Linked DNA regions of Homo sapiens: region 2 is linked to region 1. The links are chromatin loops, found by intact Hi-C in ENCODE. Cell type or tissue: Caco-2. All regions are shown on one strand. Links, peaks and the distances in the headings refer to the core of each region. The heading gives the core; the rest is flanking DNA. Region 1 overlaps ABCB4 (ATP binding cassette subfamily B member 4). Region 2 overlaps TP53TG1 (TP53 target 1).

Region 1 (9,408 bases), core at 314-8,313:
ATGTTTCAGATTCACAAAAGTTGAGTCCCTGAAGTTTACATAGATATACACCAGAAGTCCTTTCCCAAGCTAGATCCTGCCAGCCGCCCCTGTATATAATTTATTTTGTACAGTTTCTAATTTGACTTCATGCTATACTTTATTGGCTTCTGAATCCTCCAAAAGAACTATAATTGAGTTACTCTCAAATATGAGGGTGTTTTTGGCAAAAGGAAAAATTCAAAGTATTACTAATTTGGATGGTTTAACTTATGTGCTGTGAACATGGTGTTACAAAACTTGAGCATTCTGTGAAGCTATTGAATCTTTAAATTATAACCAAGTTCATAATTAGCTTCACCTTTCTATTCTTCCTTAACCCTCCTTGAAGTTAAAAACAGGTCATCATTAATGGTGCATACATGTTTTATGTCAAACAACAAATGGACACAAAGGTGTAGCTGCATGTTATTTAGTATCATATGAAGTGTGCATAACTGAGGAGATGGCATAAATTGAGACTTTCAAAGATATCTGTTCAAATTTGCAAGTGTTCAAAACTACTGTTCCAGTCTGCAAAATTGTAATCTAAGTTGTGTTCAACTTTGTGTTAAAACATACTCATTTATAAAATCAGGCTGCAGTGGAAATGAGTGGCAAATGGTGCCATTAGGAGTTTCTTGAATTGCTCAACTATAAACCACTGAAATAGTCTGTGTTTCTTTATCTTCAGAGTAGGTTGGATCTGGTCCTCATTCAGAGAACAAATGAAATACTTTCCTCTGGAACATACCCAATAGCAAGTCTCACTTTTGGTTCAGTCTACACACTGCAAAGAAAGGTTTGAGCAATTCCTTAAAGGAATGTTTGTCTTAAGTCACCCAGATAGGTTATTTATGTTGCCTGCACTGATAACCAAAGACTGTGCAATTCTCTATATCTTTTACGTCTTGGAGACCTATTCTTGTTGTTTGCATAAGATGTAAAAAATATAATTCTGTGTCCTAGTCACATCAAAAAGCTACTTATTTTCAGTGACAGAATTGTTGAAAAAAGGCCACCCTTATAGTCATATCATTGTTTGGAGCAGCAGAGCTTTTATTATCTTTTTGGGACAATAATTCAGCCTTAGGAAAGCACTAGGTTCTTAGCAGGAATCATATGGTTCATTACCTGTAAGGTCCATACAATTTTTCAACATACATTGATTCAAATTTTCTTTCCTGGGTCAAAGACACAACTGTCCTAATATTTTCTATTGCCTCTGTTGCAATCTGTAACACAGAATAGACCTTCATTAGAAGTGGTGTTTTCACTTCTGAAATAATGAAAAATAAGCCCTAGGGCTCTGTCAAAAGTATCCTGAAGGTTACGTTGATAGGCTTTAATTTCCTTTAAATTAAAAACCAAAGGCATAATCTGTTCAAGACTAGCTTTATGACAAAACTGGTACTTCTGGCTGTGCTAAGTATGGTAGGCAAGTCTTTGTATGCTCAGGAAGGCTGATCAGCTAAGGGCAAGAACTGTGGCCTGGGAACCAAGGGCCTGGTTCTATTCCCAGCCTGCCACCAGGCAGTTACATGACTGGCCTTAGTCACAACCCCTTTGTGGCCTGGCTTTCTTCACAAGGCAGAGTCCTAAAAGAAAGGATTAGGCTGTGATTTCTAAGGGCCTATTGGAGCTGCCAATTATTTCCTCCCTGAGTATAACTTCTTATAAAAGCTGTCCACCCACAATGGGAAGGAGATCCCAATTGTCAACAACATGAGCATGCTTTAAATCCGTGATTAAATCAGAGTCAGACATCTGACTAATCTGGGTCAATCAGATTTGGTTTCCTGGCCCTGGACACAAGTTTGAACCGTGAGGCCCTGGGGCTTCAGAGGCTGATGTCACATTGGGTATGTGTAAGAAGCTGGTCTGAATATACAGCATCCGAGGAATGGAATAGATGTATAGGAAGACTCAGATATTAGAGCCTGTGGCTGTAAGAGCCAGTTACACACAAACTGCCTGTATTTCTTGCACTTTGGAGTGTCCTTATATCAAATCGCTTTTACCCAAACCAGCCAGAGCAGTTCTCTGATTCTTACAGCCAAACCACCCTTGACAAATGTTGATTGTCTGTGACTTAGCTATTTAGTCTAAATCTTAGTTCTGTAGTTGAGTCATCTAAACCAACAGCACATGGAGCATAAGATCTTAATTTTAGGTTTTTAACAGCTTTAAGACTTTTTTTTTTACCTCAGTTCTTAGCTTCTGCAATGAGCTGAAAGGAAGATATGTGATGCTTGAGACTGAATAACCATAGATTTTTCATTTGTAATAAAGATATAACAGATAGCAATTACAAGAATAGAGAAAAATTACTGAGCTTTTACTATGTCCAAGTATTACCTCATTCACCAATATGATCTCATTTAGCCTCACAACCTTGAAAGGGAAATAGTATTCCTATTTACACAGATGAGAGAACCGAGGCACAGAGAAGTTAACTGAATTGCCTTAAGTTCTAAAGTTAATAAGTAGCAAAGCAAGAATTCCAACTGAGACTATCTGATGTGGAGTCCATGTTCCTAAGCCATAATGCTATTCTGCTACCCCTGCTGTGTAATTTACACAAGGAGAAACCAGTAATGACTTGACACTCCTCTTGACATTCTAGTCATGGATCAACTCCCTTACGGGTTAGCTGTGGCACAGAGGGCCCTTAATCTCAGTGACCAGACAAGCCCTGGGTCAAGATGGTTATGAGGCAGTCTTCCCTCCCCACTCCCTGCCCAGTAACCAACACCCTCACTACCAAGCCCTTTTTGGAAAATTGGGATGGGAATACCTCAAACCCTGTTGTACTTTAATGATGATGAAACTGTACCCAGGTAAATGAGAGTGTTTCTTTTTAAATAGTGATTTGGGGTTTTTCTAGAACCTTCTTTCCGACTCTTAAGCAAGTGCTGACTGAGTAAACAATATTAAACTATGATTGAACTGCTGATATTAACATTTAAAACATTTTTAATCTTTCATATTTAAAATCTTTCATATTTCATATTTAATCTTTCATATTTCATAACCCTATTAGGTTAAAGTAGCTACTAAAAAAATTTAAACTGGCCAGTCTGAGTTATTCAATCTCTGATGCTTAGAATAACAGGGTTTTAGCTGGAAGGAACTTGGGGCAGTATCTGGTACAATTTCTCATTTTACTAAGGTAGGACATGAGGACTAGAGAAGTTGGGGATCTTCTCCAGCCTCACACACTGTGAATAGCAAGACCAAAGCTAATAACCCAAGATTTTGTTTTGTTTCAATACTGCTCAATTCTACCTGCTCTACTCTGACAAAATTCTAACAATTAATGGAGCTAAGACTATTAACTAGATTCAAGATGTTTTCTATCATGTAACTTGTCTAAGAAAAGTTTATTTTCATTCCATCCAACTGACCATTCTCCCATATGAAATGTGGAAAGAAGCAGGATTGAGGGGCAGGGGAGGAAACAGAGCTACACAGTGTTTCTTCAGCAGTTAGTTGAGACACTCAGAAGTCAAGGAAATGATGCCCTAAAGTACCCACAGCCAGCAGCCAAGAGAATCTTCAAGAACTCTAGACACCCAGGGGTTCCCAAGTCCTGGGAACCACATATTGTCCTAGCAAGCTCCAAGTCTTGGAGAGGATGCAGCGTGAAAATGAGGAGAGTGAATTCTGATGGAAACCTGGAGATACTATTATACCTAACGCTGCATGCAGCGGCAGCTGATGCTGATTACAAGAGGACAAGAAAGGATTTCACCAGACATAATTGGTTTAGTGGAAACATGGTTAGTCCGAATGTTAATCTTCCCTCTTAATATGGTGCCTCTGAAGCTAGTCACTCACCCAGTCTCTGACGCCTTCTTCCCTATAGAGATACTGTCTGTTCCACTTCTCATAACTAGTTAAGGTCAGTTGCAGTAATGCTTGTAAAAGGGCTTTGTAAAGTGCAATGCTATAAAACCTATATCACAATTTATATTTATTATCTGCTTCACTTCCTCATGTTTCAATAAAGGATAATAATTACATAAATAAGACTAAGAATGTTCATGGTTATAATCTACATGTGAACATTTCAGTGCATGTACTTGTAAATAAAATGTTTATGTGTAGATTTAGACACTTAAACACATATAAAGAGACCATATAGTAGAGGTAAGAGCTTTGAAACTAGACCTGAACTTAAATCCCAGCCAAATCTCTAACTTCTGTTTGAATCTCAGGTTCTGTATTTCTGAAATTGGGATAACAATAGTGCCTGCCTTATAGGATTATTGTGAAGATGTAATAAATTGGTGCATATAAATATGTAGCACAATAACTGGCACGTAGTAAGGCTCAAGTAAATGTTAAGCCCAATTGCCATTATAGTGAGAACCACAAAATTGAGGCATTACTGCCATCTGGTGGCTGCCATCTTAATTATAGAAATCACAGCCAAAAAGAAGAGGATCTCTTAAATGCCAGCACATGTCCGACCCTGAACAATTCACTTACAGTCTTCTGCATGAAGGTTTGTGAAACAGGGATGACATTTGTCCAAACAGTAGCATTTGGACATGAAGTAAAATGAAATGCACTTTGAATATTCAGAAGTTCTTTATCATAACTATGTTAAGTGCTTTCTATAGGCTCAACGTTTTATGTTAATCACCTTATATTTAAGTTCTAGACATTAATACAGTAAAATATTTCATACACAATTGACAATTATTAGTTGTAGTGGGCACAAACATTTAATTATTAAAGCCTGCATATCATGATAAATAATTCAAATAAAACACATGTCTAAAAACAACACTTAACACCAATTGAAATCTTATTTGACCTACCTTTCCAGCAGCTTCCAGTTCTTTTTTATCTCTTTTGGCATTTCCAGCCAACAATTTCATTTCAACAATTCCTGACACAGCAATAATTGGAACAACTGCTAATAGCAATAGGGTTAACTGCCAACCGTAGATAAATGATATGATAATACCAGTTCCAAGGTTAGCTATATTCTGTGCAATTAAAGCCAACCTGGTTCCTGTGGCCTGGGAGAGAAAAAGCACAAAGCAACTGTAGTTTTAAGCTCCAAATGCATGCGCTCCAGCCTTAGCCTCTTGGTCAGAATGATGAGTGGGTTCTATGCCTGAGCTACATTGGCTTACTTTCATTACAATAAACCCACAACACCTGTGCTTAACTCATGAGGCTCTGCAGACATTTCTTCATTGTGCCTTTACACTCTCATTCCTCTCCTGCCCACCTGAACCAACATTCTAGAACCAAGTAATCAACTTCTCTGCTTTGTGGATGGGCACTGGGGGTGCATGTATTTTTTCATAGATGCAATGTTCAAAGAGGAAACTAACTCCAATGTACCTGGGTAATTTTAAAGACCATTTAATTCAAAAGTGTAAAAGGGAAAGAGACCATCTGTTGTTACAAAGGGTACGTGTCCTAAGAGACATCCACCACAAAGCACATATAAGGATGAATTAGTGTTGTACCACTCAGAAAACAAAGGTGGCTGTAGCAACATTGCAGTCAGCTCTCTGCATCCATTCCTCCTTCTCCTGTTGTGTGGAAGCAGTGAGCTGCAAAGTAACCCACCTCAGCTAAAGGGGTGGGGGACGTAGGCCACTCAGAACACCACCATCCCCTGGAGACAGTGGTTCAGGGTGGGGCATGTGACCCAAATTAGCCCAAATTAGATTTCAGCAAAGGGTTTTTGTTTGGTGGTTGAGGTAGAGGTGTGTGCTCTCTTTCACTGGATGGGAAATAAGGAAGCCTGTAGTTCTAATTACTATTAGCAGCCATCCTGTGACTGCAGGGAATCAGCCTTGGGATAAAGCCAAAGCCAATGAGGGAACCTGGATTCTGGATTAAATCTGGAGGGGGCAGTGGGTCAATCAACCTTGAAGTTTAATCTTCTGCTTATTGTTTACAGCAGTTTTGATTTGAGCTTTCTGCTATTTCTAGCTGGAAGCATCTTAACAAGTGTGGGTATGCTACATGCTTATCTAAAACCATGTTATGTAAAAAACTACAAGTAGAGTGCAGTCTACCTACTCCTTGGACTTGGGCAGCATCTGTGGCAAGTCTTGTAGAAAGTGCACCAGTACTGTTTTTATGGTCATCAAACCAGCTCATGTCCTATGGCATAAAATACACGTTTATGTTAGTTCAAAATTAAAACAAGCAAAGAAAACCAGACAAAGCCTCCCAAAGCTCCAATGCTGAGGAAATTTAGGGGAGACCTCATATGCAGTGTAGAGTCCCTGGCCTTGCTCTGAGCACACACCCCCAGAATCTAGCAGAACCCAGCTTCCTGACTGCTCTGTGGTAGCAGGGAGGGCATCTCTGGTCTAGGGGGGCAGGGCTCACCCAGATGGCTGCCATGCTCCTTGCCAGCTCCTCCCAAGGCTGGGAGGCTGGTAGGCATTCCATTCACCCAATCATCAGGTCTTTCACTATGGACACTTCTGCCCTGATATGGTGTTGTCTCTCATAAAGGGTGGTGGAGCTGTCTTGGACATGTTGTTCTGATAGATTCTAGGCAGGAGAAAATAAGCACTGGTTTCTCACCAAGCTTTTGTTTGATTTTTTGTTAAACACTGATTGAAAGTGTGTCTGATCTCCAGTTAGCCACAGGGATAAAAAAAGAAGCATGTCTGAGACTTAATTTTAATTGTAAGCTACTCATCCATGGCATCTTTTACCTTCACATAAAATAATTTTTCCTGCATAGCAAGAGTTTAGGAGATACTGAAATAGGATTTGTAGACAGATTTAATCAGAATATACTACCTACTATGTGCCCATTTGTGAACAGAAATGTAATCAGTTCCTGTCAATTGAATGGATAATATTCTGGCCCTCTCTTAGGCATTTTCTATAAAAATAGATAATTCATGTTTGCATATTTTCCTATGTCAGGCACTAGAATGTGAACTTACGAGGAGAGCAAATAATGGATTATACAGTACCAGCCACCAGCACAGTGTCTGGTACATGATAAGTAATGTTTGAATAAACAAACAAGTGAATTAATGTGAAAATAGACCTCAAATAAGAAATAAACAAAACTCAATTATTAACATTTGAGGATACCTACAGTTAGTATGGTAGATTGTGGTACATGAGATTAAATGCTATCAACTAGGTTTTTCTTGGTTTAAAGACATCCTGGAGTCTCAATGGACTCACCAGGGCCTGCACAGGATCCAGAAAAGAGATACAGGTCTTCGAAATGATAGTGTCTACATGGAGAGAGATATTTACAGAATAAGCCAAAGCTACCCAAATAAAGCCTATTTCTATGAAAAAAAACAAAAACAAAAAAAAAACAAAAAAAACATGAGAAGTCTTTAGCTCTTGAAGGACCAGGACAATTTGCAGGACTCTGCCCCATCCTTGCGTGAATACCCTGGGGGGAAAACATGCATATCGACATAACAATAAGAACAGTAAGAAGCTTAATATGGAAGAAATGTGAAAGATCAGAAGGCATTCTCCAGCGCACACTCCTACCTGTCTTAGCATTGCTTTAAAAGCCATTGACCGCAGTCTTCTGGTGAGGATCTCGCCAGCTTTCCCAAACGTGAAACCCTGGTTGAGAAAAAAGGCTATGGTCTCTTTTGATCTTTATGTATGTAATTGCACCAGACCAATCATGTTCAACTTTTATGTAGCAAAGTTATGAGTTGTTTTACAGTTGCCACGGATCCTCAAGTCATGTTAATAACCTGAGCAGCCCCAGATGAATCAAGCATGCAACCATAGCAGGAACCTAAGTGCTCCGAAACAAGAATCAGGGACTGAATTAAGAAGCAGACACCACATGGCAGGATGCAGGATTCAATCAGATTGAGCTCTGACACCACCCCATGGCAGGATCCAGTCAGATGGTGCTTCCCGGCATCACTTCATTGCAAGATCCAATCAGATCACACTTCATTACCATACGCTTATAAAACCTGACCCAGCCTCCAGCTTGGGGAGATACTGCTTTGGGAACTAAGCTCTGTGAGCTTCTCACTTGTGACAAGTTATAAAATTCCTTTGCTAAATCCTCCTTGATGTGGTCATTGGGTTGAAACCCACCAAGTGACCAAACCTGCCCGTTGTGTGGGTAACAGTTGCTAGTATTCTGACACAGGTGCCTATATTCACATTGATTTTACATTATTTGTATGTTAACTATTTAAATAACAAAAGTCCAGGACCAAATACGAATTCAAAGCCCCCACGTCAAATTCATGTACTGCAAAATCATCAGTATGCATTACAATCAAAGGCCAAAAATCTTAAAGGTGTCCAGTTCTGGCTTCTAAACCATTCTAAATAGGTTTATTTTTCAAAACTTTGAAGGACAACATCTCAGTGACAAAGATACTGTGTTTAACTACAAAATTCAGTGTGTTCCTACTACTTCCAATAAACCAGTTAAATACAGAAGTAACAAAGTCCTACACACGAATTCATTTTGGCTCATGCAGTGTAAAGGAAGGATGACCTTAGAAACAAGATCCAAATGAGTATGCTGGTTCCTGGTCACAGCTCCACCTGCACTCAGATTGGGGAACAATCAGGGTACTCTTCCTTCCCCAGCCTCTTTGGGACAATTTCCTACTTTCTAATTACCACATCCAAACTGGAGAGGAGTCCAGATATCCAGAAGTGGGCTTACTTCTGGGACGTGTGAGTCTCCAGCCACAGTGTGAGTGTTGGGGTAGCCGTGCCGAGGGCACACGGGGGAGTGCACATCAGAACTGTTTACTAAGCCAGGGGGATAGATGATCAGTGCACCCAGTGAATCGGCCCCAGGTGTTCCTTGTCCAGGACCAGACTGCCCTCCCCCTCCATTTGCTGGCGGATTGCTACAGGTTCTATGCATCAGCCCACTGTTCCTGCGGCCCCTGAAACACATTTTCTAGCTGCACTCCCTAGCATGCCAGGGACTGGGGCTGGATCAAATCATTGAGTTGTGTCTAGTAGGGCAATGATTTCTAAATAAAAAACTTGGTTTACTTTGCCATTGGTTCAACAATAATAAAAGAGAAGCATGCTGGCATGACTAGGAAACACTATTTTGCTGACTTGATGGATTGTATTATATTCGAAAGGCCTATGTGGTGCCCACTGGGTTAAAGAGACAAAAGAAATTACAGAGAAGTCTAACTGGGTAGAAAAGTACAATTAGAGAGTTTGACTAGTTTATTTTGGCCAGGTCTACAACGTTAGAATGCAAAATATTATGTTCTTTCAAATAGTTCATCAATTAAGTAGGAAAAGATCAGAGAAGTTACTTGATATTCTATAAAGAGTAACAACAGAAAAGAGAATGCTATTGGACTGTACTTTCCCAGTTCCCAACCTGTTGAATTTAAGTTACTCTTATGTTCT
Region 2 (16,167 bases), core at 4,188-12,187, 86 kb before region 1:
AAATGTAGAAAGAAAGAAATCACACATGGTTTTACCACTCAGTAATCATCATTGTTAATATTCTGAAGTATGTTTTTTGAGGTGTTTTTTCATAAAGTGGTTTAATGGGGATACTTAAAAGTTGCTAGGTGGGGGTTCTCTGTGCATTTTCCCTTCAGTGGCATTTAAGAAAAGTGCTGCTGGCATTCCATCCACTCATTTTCATCTCTTCCATATCCTTCTTTCTTACTGCTTCTCTTGAAAAATTGCATTCTTTTCTTTATTTTTTTTTCTTTTTGCCTTTAAGGGATGTTACAGTCTTGCCAGTGCACCACAATGTAGCAATCTCTCATTTTGAGGTATCACCCAGAGCTCTTTGTCTCAGGACTAAGAAAATTAAGAAGCATGGACACAAAGGGTGAGGTTGGAGCAAAAGTTTAATAAAGTTTAATAAGCAAAGAAGAAAGCTCTCCACCACTGAGAAGGGGCCTGGAAGAGAGTTGCCATTTTTACAGTTGAATGCAAAAGCTTTTATAAAAGAGGATAGCTGGGCATTTCATCTGCATAAAGCATGAATTTCTGCTAGCTCCACCCTGTCCTCCTAGTGTACATGTGGGCCCTTAGCTTGAGGTACTCCAAATTGCTTTGTTCCCCAAAGTATGTGTGAGGGGGGCAGAACTTTGCTGAGCATGTCTGGACAAGTCACCTGTGAAGCCTTTCTTATCTGTGTGGCTGTGGCCATGTCTTAGGCAAGCCGCCCTGTGCAAGTTCCCTTATATGTGCCTTCAGGCTGTTCTTTTGTTTGAAAGAATTCAACCAATGACCCACTTTAACTGCCTCCCTGACCTCTTTCTTCCTTTCTCCTGTCTTATTTCCCTCCTCAAGGGTGGAGACCCTAACTGGTCTTAGGGGGAATGGGGTGATGATTCTTCTAGCTACTTCCTACTGGAAAGGGGCACTGCATGGGGAACAGCAGCTAGGGTTTCTCCTGGGGCTGGTCTAAGGATTCCTGGAAGAAAGGCATATCCATGTATTGTTTCATTTGCATTACCATTTGGAGTTTGATAGTCTTTAGGCAAGAAGAAACAATTTGGGTTATTAGAGGAAACAAGCAGGGGATAAGCACAGCTTAAAAATCCCAAGGCTGCTGACATGTACAGATAACTGGTGGCCACAGTTATGCCCACTAAGATTTGAGTGCAAGGGGCTTGGCTTTGGTTAACTTCCTTGGTTTTATTTTCCCAAAGAAACCTCTGGGTTATGGGTACCCTATTTACTCCCATCACCTGACAGGATTTGTAGGATAATTGCCAAGAACTAGAATATTCAGATTTGTACATCACCCATCCCTTTTTGCACTTTCTGAGCTGCAGCCAGAGATTGCTGGTTGGCTTATAGGAATAAGCAGGATTAGTTTAAAATGTAGGCAAAAACTTAAAAACAATCAATGAGATTAGAATTAATGACAAGCATATGATATGTTTTGAAACATAATTTTTCTGTCTCTACTCATTTTTGTTAAAAAAACAAATCATGATAGGACTGAGTTGTTTGCAAAATCAACTTTAGTTTTATACTTGGCCTGATTATTTGTACAAAGCACAGCAAGAATAATTATTTTTACATAGGTTTTTATATTATCTTTGATGAAACTGTTCCACAGGAATCTCAGAACTTTTTAAAGCTGAGCCCAGCCATGGGTTTGTACCCTCAAATACCTATGAGTTGGGTGAATTCCTCTCTCCTTGAGGTCCTAAGAACATGGTGTTCCTGGGCCTGTAGAAAGTGATATTCTTTACTCACCACAGGTTAGGAACCCTGTTCGGGGGCTGTGTAGACAAAGTATGAGGCAGTTTTCCCAAGGGGCTTTTATTGGCTCTGCAAGTCAAGCTCGATTCCTTAAAGGGAAGCACAGCCTTTAGTCAAAACCTTGAGAAAACAACCAGTTTCTCCAATTGTGTCCTCTTGTAAAAGAAAATGATTCTCATTGTGCTGATGCAAATAATTATATTGCCATGAGTTAAGAATACTCACAAATACTTTCCAAGTTCTAGAGGAACCAGAGAGAAACAAATAAATATGCTCTGAATTTTATTTACAGAAGTATACCTTACATAATTATTAGAGGCTATAAATAGCTTAAAATAAGTTTCCTTGACTCTGAAAAACAAAATAAGGATCAGCAACATTTTAAGCAAAAAGGTTAAAAAGTCCATTTTGTTAACTCTTGTTTTGCTTGATATTCATGAATATTTTAGCTCTTCATGAGTCCTGTACATTTTTCCTTTATTCCAATGTCATAATCTCCAAAGTTATCAGAAACTTGCATTTGAGAGCATGTGTCAAAGTCCTATAGCTGATTATAAACCATCCTTTAAAGAGGATTAAAACAAGACGATTTTGAATGGTGAAATGTCCAAGGTAGTTAGTCAAGAACATGACTGACAAATTTTATTATTTCTGTGTTTTACAATAACTTAACATAATAACCTTAATTATGATTTCTAGCATATACTCAGACATTAGAATTTTAGAAATCCCATACAATTTTGGAAAATATATTAATATTATTCACTAAAATATAACCTGAAGATCATTAAACACCATTTGGCCAATCCCATGTACCTAAACATGTTAAATAATCCTGTTTACCTCTCTTCTGGATGCTTCAGGGGCCTTCTGTAGCATCCAAAAGCTAGGGGTCAAGAGAGACAATTTTGAAACTGAAGTTTGATTTTGGGAAGTAAATGTTAGAGGTTCAAAACACTTAATATTACAAAATACAATTCCAGATTACCATAAGTTATTTATTTTGCCAAAATTAGGACTCAGAAACTTTAAGACAAGGCAAAAACCTTTATTCATTAAGAGGGAAGATTTAGCTTTCCAAACAGTTTGTCTCCTGTCTTCTCATTCTTCTCCCTGGCAGTTTATCTGCAAGGCAAATAAAAAATTTTCATTATCCTTCACTATTACATGAAAATCTTGTGCAAGGGAGAGAAAGCCAAATTTTACTCTTACATTGGTTTTAAAACAATCCTTTATCCCTAGGCAAGATTTACATTTCTATATCTTTTTACAATCTTTTACCACAAACACATTTTACTGTTCTTACACACCTTTCATGTAAATCTATTTTTCGTAGTCTCATTTACATGTTATAATGGTAACTCTTGGCAATTTTTAACTTTAATGTAAAACTGGTACATTGTTTTAATTATGTACTAGGCCCAGATAAGGTCTGACTTTTTCCAGCATAGTTAGGGGTGGGGTTAATCTTGTATGTACCCAGGCCTTACCAACTTGTAAAGCAGGCAGTTTACAACCTTGAAACATTTAGCAAACCTAGTATCTGACTTACATGATTTAGGCCACCTATTTACATTTTGACATCTGCATTTTACCAATTATTTTTAAAACTATTTTTATTTCTTAAAGATTAAAGTTATGTGAACTAAAAGGCATTACAGCTTTTATATTTCCTTTAAAAAATTTGATTTAAGCACTTATTTTTCTTTAAGCCAATCAATTAGAGCTCTTTTTATAGGCATCACACACAATACATATATAACTACACAAGCAAACAGAAGCAGATCCAGTATTTATCAGATATTTTTGTTCATCAATCTCCTAATTGAATTATTGGCCTCTGGGTGGTGCTGTTTAAGAGCAGGGCTAGGAAAGCATGCAGTTTCTAGGGTCTAATAAACAGGTATGCTGGAGGACAAAAACAGATTTTGAGAGGGATCTACCTGCCTCTAATTCCTGCGGTTTCATGAGGAAAATGGAGGTTTCTCCCAAAATGGAACCTGTGGTGCCTTTTCATTTTTTTCCCAAGGAGTCCCAGGCCATCAGAAATTATCTTAGGGCCTCTCATGCATGCATTAAGAGTGGCAAAACAAAGTGGAGAAAAAGAATTCAGTTGACTGAGAAAAAAACCTGTTCCAGAAAAACAAGATCCAAGAAGAGAAAAACATAAAGGCCTTGTACATATACTTGTAGATTGGATATCCAGTTTTAATTAAGCTAAGCACTCTTTAAGAAAATCCTTTTAAATCTCATGTTACCTAATTTTAGCCACATCAAATAATTAACATTTCTGGTTTTTGAACTTTACCAAAAGTAACCTAACAGGTGAAATCAAGAAGCCTCAATTAAGGTTATGATTTAACCATGAGTGTACAAGGTACTTTCAAAGGGGTGGTAAGCAGCTTTTGAAACCACCATTGCAAAATTGTAACTGAGATAGTAAAAGAAATCTGACCTAACCAACTCCATCTTGCGTCTAGCCTCCCAGCTGTCCTTGTTCATTCCTGGGCATAGGCTGAACCAACTCTGGGAGGAACTTATAGTTTATAGTCCAAAACAAAAACAATAATAGCCCTTTCCCAAAACAAACCTCCTTCTTGCCTGGGGGACCAGAATGCTTTTGTAGAACCAAGAAACCAGCCACAAGATTAGAAACTATGGGTTAGGAGTCATGTAGCTAGAGGCCACAGATTCTGACCCTCCCTAAACTGCTCCTAAGATCAGCATTTCAGATATTCTGCAGACCCTGCACTTGATGGATCAGCTGGCACCACTCAGAATGATAAACTGGCTCATCTGATCTTGTGACCCCAAACCAGGAACTGACTCAGCACAAGAAGGTAGCCTCAACTCCCTGTGATTTTATCTCTGATTTGACCTATCAGCACTCCCAGCTCACTGGCCTCCCTCTATCAACCAGCCATCCTCAAAAACTCTGCTCCACAAATTCTCAGGGAGAGAGACCCAAGCAATAACAGAACTCCATCTCCTGCACAGCCAGTCCCACATGAATCACCCCCTCTCCACTGCAATTTCCCCATCCTGATAAATCAGCTCTGTCTAGGCAGCGGGCAGGGTGAACCCATTGTGTGGTTACACTTTTACAAAATCTAGAACCTTTAAAGGAAACTCAGAGAAGGAAGATTTAAGAAAGGAGCTAGAAGTTGTTCATGGAGGGGAAGAGAATGAGCAAATGGCAAAAGTCACACAGCTATTAACTTGCAAGTATTCATTCCCCAAGCCAGGATTGAACCTGGGCTGCCATTGTAAAATGGCAGAGTCTAAAACAAAGTACTGCCATGTGGTTATAGGTCAAAATGTAAAACAAGATGGAGTCCTGCAGCAAAGCTTGTAACTGACCAGTTTACCAGGCTAGATTGAACTGCAAGCTTATGGAGTCCCAAGCCTGCATTCCATTCTAAGATACCCCTCTCTCTACCTTTTCCCTCAATTGAATCAGGAGACAGGGAGGTGTGTTTCACTAAAGACTCTCTCAGCCTTTCCAAAAAGGCTAAGGGATTTTCATCTAGTTATTGATCTATCATGGAAAGTTTGGAGTAATTAAGAGGCTTGGCTCTGGTCCTCCCTAAGCCCTCTAATATGCACATTTGAAAATGTTTTAATTTGCACTCATCTAAGGTATCACTGGGGTCTCAATTAGGTTGTTTAAGAGACACTGCCTCTCTTCCTACTAGGAATGGGGATTCTGTCTCTTTCTCAACCTTTCCCTTTTTGACTGGCTTTCCTTTTTGACTGGCTATAGGAGACAAGCTGTTTGTCTCTGAATTTCTCTGCTACCTGTAGGGCTGCCTGTTTCTCAGCAGCAGTTAGGGTTTGATTTAAGAGTACATCACATCCTTCCAGGAGACTTTAAATACTTGGGATAAATCCTGGAAGGCCTCTATATGTGAGTGATGTTGGGGCTTTCCCAGAGTGAACTGTAGGGTCTAAGGTTTAAAGAAGATCCAGGCTGCACTCAAGGGGAGTGCAGGCTTGAAGATGGGTTGTTACCTATCTAGGAAAGAGGGGAGAAGAAGTCTCCTTCCTCCTTTCGGAGTGACCCAGAGTGGCGAGAAAGACAAAAAGGACATCCCCATTCTCCTCTTCCCTCCTGTCTCCTCTGGGTCCTGGCAACCATCATAGGTGCCATGCATGGATGCAAGCATGACCTTCACCCATGGATCTGGAGGAGCTAGTCAGCAGGAGTAGCCATGTTTACCTGTGTGATACCCTAGCTCTCTGCCCTGCTAATTTCCTAGATCCAGTTGGCCCATAAGGCTCCGGGGGTACCCCAGGGGCTCAGAAGAGACTGTATGGTAGTTGAATTTGGGCAAGGCCCTTTAAAGGGGGGAGTGTCTTAAATCTATCCCTTACATCCTCTTACTACCACCCAGGCAAAGTTATAAATTCCTAAAGAATGGGACCAATTGACTTCTAAACATAAGATCCCTTTCTCACTTAGATGCCAATATAGCTGGATGCAGAATAGATGCCTCAAAATAACATAAGAATTGACTGGCCATCCTCCCTCTGATGATTTTAGCACTGAGGCTAAAATCTGTCTTGCTAGAGTAGCTTTCTCCTGGCTGCTGAAAGGGGAGTTATTCTGATTACAAATAGGCCATAGGGACTGATTACTGGGAGAGGGATGTAAGAGGGAAAGGAATCAGGGAACTAGAGTTTCGGGGCAAAGGGCTGACAAGGCTCCCCACAGAGAAAAATCCCATCCCACTAGGTGGTGCCGTAGGGTTTGAAATGTTAGGGAAAAACTGACTTTCCAAGCAGAGGTTAGAAAGAGAGGTTTGGGGCTTAATAGGCTGTCCCCATAATATGCCTCCTAGCAAGAAAAACTTAACTTGTCTTATAAAGGAACTGCTTAAACTCACTGGACGGTTCTGAGCTCTTACACTGAGAAAAAACAACCCAAATGGAGAGGAGGGTATTCACTCAGGGTAAAATATCCTCCCACACAGTGCCATGAATGCTTATTATTAGGGGAAAAGAAAGCCTTTAATAGGTGAAAGTCTAGACTGAAATATTGAAATTCCCCCATCTCAAGGAAATCACAGAAGCAGCAATTTTTTTGAGTTACATTCCTGGTTACTAAGGCACTTGCTAACTTTACCCAACAAGATTATCTCCCCAGGCTTTAAAAAGTCCCTTAACACAGCATGCGAAGAAGGGATAGCAGATATGATAGCCATGAAAAGAAAGGAAGGAAATGCGATAGAAAAGTCTGGAAGTCCTGATGCCGATACCCTGATGGGCTGTTGGGGGCCAGAGTTAATCCAGGGGTCTTCAGGTAACACCGAGGTGTAGCCCCAACCAGATGTCTTCAGTTGCCCCAGGGTCTCCTTCTGTTACTTGGGGGGTCTTTGTTCTTAGAGCTCCCAAGATGGTGGTGGGCAGCTCCCAAGATGGAGGGGGGCGCTCCCAAGATGGAGGGGGGCACTCCCAAGATGGTGGCAAGCCTTTTGTTCTCTGTCCTGGGGTTCTTGGCCTCATAGATTCCAAAGAATGGAACCTTGGGCCATGTGGTGAGTGTTATAGCTCTATTAGAAGCCATGGATCACGGAAGAGAACTATGGAACCCAGCGACTAGTGTTAGGACAAACCTGGGCACTTAGCCGTGCAGGAACAATGGCGAGCCTCTAGCCCAGTTGGGAGTGGCAATGGGCGTCTCACTGGATCAGAAGTGCAGCAGACACCCTGCTGGATCCAGAGGGGTGGAAGTCAGCGGCTAGCCTGTGACGGTGAGCAATAGCTTAGCTTGAGCTGGAACAAACACGGACGAGAAGAATGTGCAGTTGCAAGATTTAATAGAGTGAAAACAGAGAGAGCTCTGATACAACGGGAGGGGATGTAAAGGGGGTTGCCCAATCCAGCTTGAATGTCTGGGTTTATATCCTGATCATTGTCCTTTCCCCTATGCTCTCAGGTGGTAGATGATTTGATTATTTCTTTACCTCCTGCTTTTAGCCTAATTGGTATTTTAGTGAGCTCTCTTTACTACCTGATTGGTTGGGTGTGAGCTGAGTTACAAGACCCACGTTTAAAGGTGGGTGTGGTCACCTTCCCCAGCTACACTTAGGAATTCTTAGTCGGCCTAGGAAATCCAGCTAGTCCTGTCTCTCACTTCCAGTCCCATAGATGGCTAGGTCCTCTGTGAAAGGAAACTGGATTGGAACAGAGCCAACATTCCCACCACATGAGGGCAATCGGGGATTGACAAAGTCCTCTAAAGCAAGCCTGTCCCCTGAGTCTTGTAAGGCTGGCAGCCACTCTAAAAGCTTTTAACTGGCTGACAGGGGCCCAGTGTTTTGTTTAACTTTTTAAAATGGGGTGAAAAGCCTCAGAAATGAAAGTAGAGTTGGAGGTCCACTCCTACTCATTCTTCTGATCTTTCCTTTCCCAGCCAATGCACCAAAATGTTAGTCTTGCCAATGCACCACAATGTAGAAGTCTCTCACTGTGAGGTATCACCCAGAACTCTTTGTCTCAGGATCAAGAGAATTAACGAGCATGGACACAAAGGGTGAGGTTGGAGCAAAAGTTTAATAAGCAAAAGAAGAAAGCTCTCCACCACCAAGAGGGGGCCTGGAAGAGGGTTGCTGTTTTTACAGTTGAATGCAAAGGCTTTTATAAGAAACTGATGATAGCTGGACATCTCATCTGCATAAGGCATGAATTTCTGGTAGCTCCACCCTGTCCTCCTAGTGCACATGCGGGCCCTTAGCTTGAGTTACTCCATATTGCTTTGTTCCCCTTACTGTGCCTGTGTTAGGGGATGGAATTTTCCATTGTGGGCTTGTCTGGGCAAGTCACCTGTTTAGCCTTTCTTATCTGTGCAGCTGTGGGCACGTCTTAGGCAAGCCCCCCCTGTGTAAGTTCCCTTATCTGAGCCTGCAGGCTGTTCTTTTGTGTGAAAGAATTCAACCAAGGACCCCCCCTAACTGCCTGTCTGACTGGTTTCTTCCTTTCTTCAATCTCAGTGACACCAACAGGATTGAAGCATTATTTAGTCTCACTGATATTTGAGGACCAAGATGTTGATGATCATCATGCTGTCAGAAATCACTAATGTTTAATATATTTATGATATAAGGCTCAATAATTAGATGAAAGTCAAAATGAACCACTTTTGCAAAAATTATAGCAGTGAGAAAATTATGGCAGTGAAAGAGATCTGATTTAACCAACCCCCAACTTACTTTTAGCTGCCCTTAATTATTACTGGGCTTAGGTCAAGATAACTTTGAGAGACATTCAGTTTATAGTTTAAATGATAATAGCCCTTCTCCAAAATGCAACTGCCTTAAAGCTAATGAGAGAACACCAGACTAGGAGGACAGAGGTGCCTGAATTCTGCTAAGGTGTAGACATAAACCAGCCATTATTCTGGAGGTCACAAAATATGCAACTTCCCCAATTATTCCTGCAGAGAACATCACTATTGTAGAACCTAAGTTTGGCCTTTTGAGATTTTTTTTCCAGGATTTTTGGCAAGTCTATCGACAAGTGGCTCCACCTGGATCAGCCAACTACTCCTGTGGCCCCACTCAGAAGGGACACAGAGCAAAAGGACAGCTTCTGCTCCCTATGATTTCATCTCCAACCCAACTAATCAGCACTCCCTATACCCTAGCCCCCTGCTCACCAAACTACCTTTGAAAAGCCCTCACCTAAAAGCCTTGAATGAGATTGATTTGAGTAATAACTCTGTCTCTGACGTGGCATCGCCAGCATCAAAGTCCTTCTTTACTGTAATGCCATGGTCTCTGTGAGTTGATTTTGTTTGTGCGGTGGGCAGAAAGAACCTGTTGGATGGTTACAGAAATAGGCTATTTCAAGTAACTGACTATATGTTGCTAGTGTTTTTCTATTAATGTTATATACGGAGATAAATGATACAAATCTCTCTAGTCTTTCTCATTCAAATTAGTGAAGTTTGTTGAAGCTCCCCTTCTTCAGGAGATGTGGGAGGACTTTTTCTCTCACATAATTCACTAGGCTACCAATGGTAACTCATTTGAATTCTGTTCTATCGCCAGACAGTAATAGCAGCTCAGGTTAGTATTTATGTGAACATTTTTTCCCTGTTCTGTTAAAAAAAACCATGTATTTCAAGGCTCTGTTGTAAACAGGTTGACTTTAAATTAAATGTTCTTGTTAATCATTTAAGGAGAATCATTAAGTTATGACTGCCCTTTGGAACACAAATGTTTATTTAAGTTCAGTATTCTGCTTCCCTAGAAATAGGATTTCTATACTCTTTCAGACGAATATTTGGTAAAATGACTTGGCTGCTTCTATATTTAAACTTCCTTTTGAAATGAAAATTTGTTCCAACATGGATTCTAAAGGTTCAGCAAAACTGCTCATGAATGACTGGTTTTAGAAGCATCTTTTGATGTTTTAGAAATTTCTGTTAAGGCCAGGCACTGTGGCTCACACCTGTAATCCCAGCACTGGGAAGCTGAGGCAGGAGGATCACTTGGGCCCAGGAGTTTGAGACAAGCCTGGGCAACATAGGGAAACCTGGTTTCTACAAAAAATATATTTTTAAAATTTTTATTTTGTCCTGCAAGCAAGTTTAAAAAAAAATGAATTTATAAAATTAGCTGTGTGTGGTTTTGCATATGTATGGTCCCAGGTGGGGCCACGGAGTTTGAGGCTACAGTGAGGTATGTGGTGCCACTGCACTTGAGCCTGGGCAATAGAACAAGACTGTCTCAAAAAAAATTAACAAAAAAATTTTTATTAATTAGTTAACTCTCGAATCAAGAATATTCAAAACCTGTATTTTACAGATTCAAAATCTGTAAAATGTGGCTTATCTTTTTTCTTTAAGATATGTAGGCTGCTTTTTTTCTATTTTTTGAACATCCTTTTATTCTCCTAAAAGTTTTCTCTTTTCCATAAAATTAAATTTACTGTTGAAATTGCATCCTTCTATAAATTCAGATTGTTTATAAATATGGGTTTGGAAATTAGCCCGTTTAAATTTGAAATTATTTTATCTTGTATTTTTAAAACTAAAAAATAAGAATGTTGTGAGAAACAGAAACAAAAATTTTGCAGATGCCTATATTTAATATTTTTTCATTATGAAATTAAGATATAATTTACACATCATAGCATTTACCCTCTTGGTTATACATTCAGTAGTTTTAAAAATATATTCACAAATTTGGCCAATAGTCACTAATATCTAATTCTGGAATATTTTAATTAATCCAGAAAGAAACGGCATACTCATTAGCAGTCACTCACCATTCCACCCTCCTCTCAGTTTTCTGTTCCTATGGATTTACTTACTTTAGATGTTTCATAGAAATGGAATCTTACAATGTGACTTTTTGAGTTTGGCTTCTTTTACTTATTGTATTATTTACAAGGTAAATGCGTGTTGTAGCATGTATCAATACTTTGCTCCCTTTTGTGACTCAATAATGTTCCATTGTATGGATATACCAAAATTTGTTTATCTATCTGTTTATGGTCATTTGGGTTGTTTCTACCTGTTGCCTATTGTGACTAGTACTGCAGTGGATATTTCTGTACAAGTATTTGTATGAGTGCCTGTTGAATTCCTTGAGTGTACAGACCTAGGAGTGGAATTGCTGGGCCATACATTCTACATTAACATTTTGAGGAATTGCCCATTTTTTCCATAGAAGCTGCACCATTTTACTTCCCACCAGCAATATATAAGGATTCCAATTTCTTCACATCTATAACTAGACCATCCTCTCTAACACTTACTTTACTTTTTCTAATACCCATCCTAGGTATGAAGCAGTATCTCATTGTGGTTTGGATTTGCAGTCCCTTAGTGACAAATGACATTGCTCATCTGTCATCTGCTTGTTGGACATTTGTCTATCTTCTTTAGAGAAATGTCTTTTCAAGTCCTTTGCCAATTTTTATAATCAGGTTATTTGTATTTTTGCTGTTGATTTGTAAGAGTTTCTTTTCATATATTCTAGATATTAGAGCCTTATTTCAGTGGTCCTCAACCTTGTGGGAACCAAGAACTGGTTTCGTGGAAGACAATTTTTCCATGGGTCGGGGCTGGGGAGGATGGTTTCAGGATGAAACTGCTCCACCTCAGATCATCAGGCATTAGATTCTCTCTCATAAGGAGTGCACAACCTAGACCCCTTGCATGCACAGTTCACAATAGGGTTTGCACTCCTGTAAGAATCTAAAACAACCACTGTTCTGCCACGAGGCAGAGCTCAGGCAGTAATACTTGCTCCACTGCTTACCTCCTGCAGTGTGGCCAAGGTCCTAATGGGCCATGGACAGATACTGGTCCATGGCTTTGGGGTTGGAGACCCCTGTCTTATTTTATATATCATTAGAAAATATATATTTTCCCACTGTGTACGTATTTTTTTATTTTTAATTTTTGTGGGTAGGTGCATATAATTTATAGCATACATGAGAAATTTTGATACAGGCATTCAACGCCTAAAAATTACATCGGGGTAACTGGGGTATCCATCACCTCAAGCATTTATCATTTTTTTGTGTTACAAACATTCCAATTATACTCTTATTTTTTAATGTACGATATATTATTTGTTGACTGTAGTAACCTTGTTGTGTTATCAAATACTAGATATTATTCATCCTATCTGTGTTTGTACCCATTAACCATCCCCACTACTCCCTCACCCCTACTACCCTTACCTGCCTCTGATAACCATCCTTCTACTTTCTATCTCCATAAGTTCAACTGTTATAATTTTCAGCTCCCATGAATAAGTGAAAATATGGGAAGTTTGTCTTTCTGTGCCAGGCTTATTTCCCTTAACATAATGACCTCCAATTCCAATTCCATCCGTGTTGTTGCAGATGATGGGATCCTATTCTTTTTTATGGCTAAATAGTACTTCATTGTGTACCACATTTTTCAATCCATTCATCTGTTGATGGGCACTTAGGAAGCAATTTAAGTTGCTTCCAAATCTTAGCTATTGTGAATAGTGCTGCAATAAACATTGGATGCAGACATCTCTTTGATATACTGATTTCCTTTCTTTTGAGTATATACCTAGCAGTGAGATTGCTGGATCATATGGTATTTCTGTTTTTAATTTGAGGAACCTCCATACTATTCTCCATTGTGGCTGTACTAATTGACATTCCCACAAACAAGGTACAAGAGTTCCATTTTCTCCACATCCTTGCCAGCATTGGTTATTGCCTTTCTTTTGGGTAAAAGTCATTTAAAAATGTTTGTTAGGTGAAATAAAATATTAATTTATATTTGGTGGTAAAGGAAGACTAAAGAGATAATATATAAGCTGAGATCTGAAGGATAAATAAGTGTTGCCAGGTGGAGATGGTGGGAAGTGTCCTTGAAATAGATGGAAGAGCATGTTAAACATTTTGATTTTAAATTAGTGTATTTCAATTTTTAATGGCTATCTCCCTGTCTAGCCTGTGAGTTCCATGAGACTAGAAAGCATATCAGTCTTATTCTCTTAATTTATTTCCTGCACTTAGTACCATGATGGCAACAGTAATTATTGTTGAATGGGTGAACAAACAGGAAAATTAAAATGTACTATATTAGGGTATTTAACCAGGACAAAAACTTTCACTTGCTTATGGGCTTGTGACATTTATCTAGAACTACTAATATTCCTAATGCCTGAATGTCATTTCCAAAGTCTAGGTTTCACTTACCACAAATATGATACAACTCATTGATTTCATATTTTCTGAAAACACTTATGGTTCTGTATACTATTACTCCTTTTTTCCTCAGGAGCTACCAAATTTCGGTGTTCCAAAGCACTACCATGGTGTTTATCTGGTTCCTGGTGCCAGGTACTAGGCTTCCGCCTGTTGTTATAGCTTTCCCAACGCTCATTCTCACTGTCATACATCTGAACAAAGATTGCTTATGGATACATAGTACAATGTACAAACACACAATTATTGCTGTTCTGGGTTGGGCATTGTGTAATTTAAGAAGTAATCTAGCCAGACATAGTGGCTCATGCCAGTAATCTCAGCTCCTTGGGAGGCTGAGGTGGGAGGATTGCTTAAGTCTAGGGATTCAAGAACAGTGTGGATGACGTAGACCACGTCTCTACAATTTTTTTTTAAATTAACTAGGTATGGTGGCACATGCCTATAGTCCTAGCTACTCAAGAGGCTGAGGTGAGAGGATCACTTGAGCCAGAAGTTCAAGGCTGCAGTGAGCTATGTTTGTGCCACTGCATTCTAGCCTGGTGACAGAGCAAGGCCCTGCCTCTAAAATGTTTTTGAAAAGAAGCAATTAAGTAATAAAACTGTTTCCAAACTCAGCTCTGCCAGTGTGTGACCTGGAGGGAAATCACATCATTATTTGCCATTTCAACCATAAAATAAGGAAATATGCATTATAGTAACTTTTTTATGCTTTTATTTTAAGTTCAGGGGTACATGTTCAGGTATGTTACATGGGTAAACTTGTGTCATGTGGGTTTGTTGTAGAGATTATTTCATCACACAGGTATTAAGCCTAATATCATTAGTTATTATTCCTGATCCTCCCCCTGCCACCCCCCGCCATTCTCCAAAAGGTCCCAGTATGTGTTGTTCCCCTCTATGTGTCCATATGTTCTCATCATTTAGCTCCCACTTATAAGTGAGAACATGCAGTATTTGGTTTTCTGTTCCTGTGTTAGTTTGCTAAGGATAATGGCCTCCAGCTCTATCCATGTCCCTGCAAAGGACATGATCTTGGACATGATCTTGTTCTTTTTGGTGGCTGTATTGTTACAGAATTAACAACTTTACAGAATTAACAACTCAAATAGTAATAAACAAGATTTGATAAACTCCAAAGAATTTTACTTTTTTAATTGAGAAAGTTGAAAGAGATAATAAATAAAGTCTCTTCTATTTTTAACATTTTATAATTCTGGAATAGTCCAAAGTTCTCATGAGTGCCTCTATCTTTTCTCCAGGTAAATACTATTTCTATACTTGTCCATGGGATCCCATTCCACTCTCACAATGAGAAACTTAACAGAGCTACATGTTACTGAGACTGCTTTAAGTATTATTTTCCCAAGACAATACAAACCTGAGTCTGGCATCACTATTTTTGGCCTCATGACTATTATATGCCATTCCTGTAGGACTGCGATTAAGCATGAACCTTTCCAGCTGCCTTTATTTAATTATTTCTGGTTCCCAGGCAACTTGTTATTAGTCCATACTTCCTACTGTGCCCATGCTTCCACCTGTTCAACTCTGCCCTTTCCTCAGCTGGACACACCCTTTTCCCATTCTCTACCTAACAAACTCCTGCTCAGAATCCTAATTTCAAGGACTGGCACTGGACATTCTCTATTATTTTAGTTTGTGTTATTCTTACTTAGGATTCTTAATACGAGCTCTCTAGACATGTAGGTCCTGAGATTTTCTCACTTGCTTTGCATTCCATTTGCTTAGAGGGTAGGGAAGGACTATCTTATTAAGGGGGCAGATTCCTGGGCCCCACTCCTCCCATCCAATTCAGGCAGTCAGGGGCAATGCTGGAAATCTGCATTTAATACAAACATCCCAAGTATTCTGATAAAAATCATAGCCCATCCTTTCAGCAATACTGGAGGTTTAAATGAATGAGCTTCAGGGGTCTGTGAACCTCCAGAAATTCTTCAAAACATTTTGTGGCTTTACATATATTTGTATTTTTCTAAGGAAAGGTTTCATAACTTCCAACAGATTATTAAAGGAGTCTGTGATAGAATTTTTTTAAAAGCAACACTATATAATGTTAAATATTTACCATAAATATATATATTTGGCTTTGTTGAATAAAACTTTTTCCTTACTTAAAGGAAAAGAAAAAAGCATGAACTCAGAAATATCAATATCCTTTTTATAAATAAATCAATTTTGATGACTTGGTAAACTATGAAGTAGTCATTATAGAAAATAAGAAAAAACATACGAAAGTGTAAATGAGAAGACAAATATTACCCAATAACCCAGAAGCAACCACTGCTAATGTTTTTTTGTTATAGTTTTCTTTAAGGTGTTATTACTGAGTCTAATATAAGCATTTTACTCTGTAAGACATTCTTCGGTATACAAAAAAAGATAAAAATGTTTAAATTGACTAAGGACAGTAGACACACAAACACACAAACTTGGATTACACACTTTAGGTTCTGGAATGCTAGTTTTAACCTAAAGTAAGCAGCACACATCTATAATGCTGGAGGAAAGGGTAGTCCCAAATTCCACCTGTCATTTGCATTTAAACAGGAAAAGTACAAGACTAGTAGTTAGATAAATCTTGGTTCTGATCTCTCTTCCATCACTTCCTGCTTAAATAATTCCTGATAAGTCATTTAATATTACTGG

Evidence for each region. Peaks named below come from ENCODE experiments on the same cell type or tissue, not always from the same donor. Only the 100,000 strongest peaks of a DNase experiment are listed, where the experiment ranks them.
Region 2: it touches region 1 in a loop (6-fold over the local background); 13 of 110 quality-filtered maps call a loop at or near these places.

What each region holds. Positions count from the first base shown.
Region 1 is chr7:87,412,465-87,421,872 of GRCh38, forward strand. ABCB4 (ATP binding cassette subfamily B member 4) reads right to left here. Exons shown (of 28, transcript NM_000443.4): 19 at 7,534-7,611; 20 at 6,073-6,156; 21 at 4,848-5,051; 22 at 1,153-1,253. Among named protein-coding and RNA genes, the nearest start is that of ABCB4, 59 kb to the right of the region's middle. In Caco-2, for the core only: a CTCF peak has its summit at 4,408 (motif pointing left); a DNase peak (open chromatin) is centred at 4,437.
Region 2 is chr7:87,322,532-87,338,698 of GRCh38, forward strand. TP53TG1 (TP53 target 1) reads right to left here. Exons shown (of 3, transcript NR_015381.1): 3 at 2,816-2,913. Among named protein-coding and RNA genes, the nearest start is that of TP53TG1, 15 kb to the right of the region's middle. RefSeq lists an enhancer at 7,249-8,448. In Caco-2, for the core only: no CTCF peak of the experiment used is centred there; a DNase peak (open chromatin) is centred at 8,650.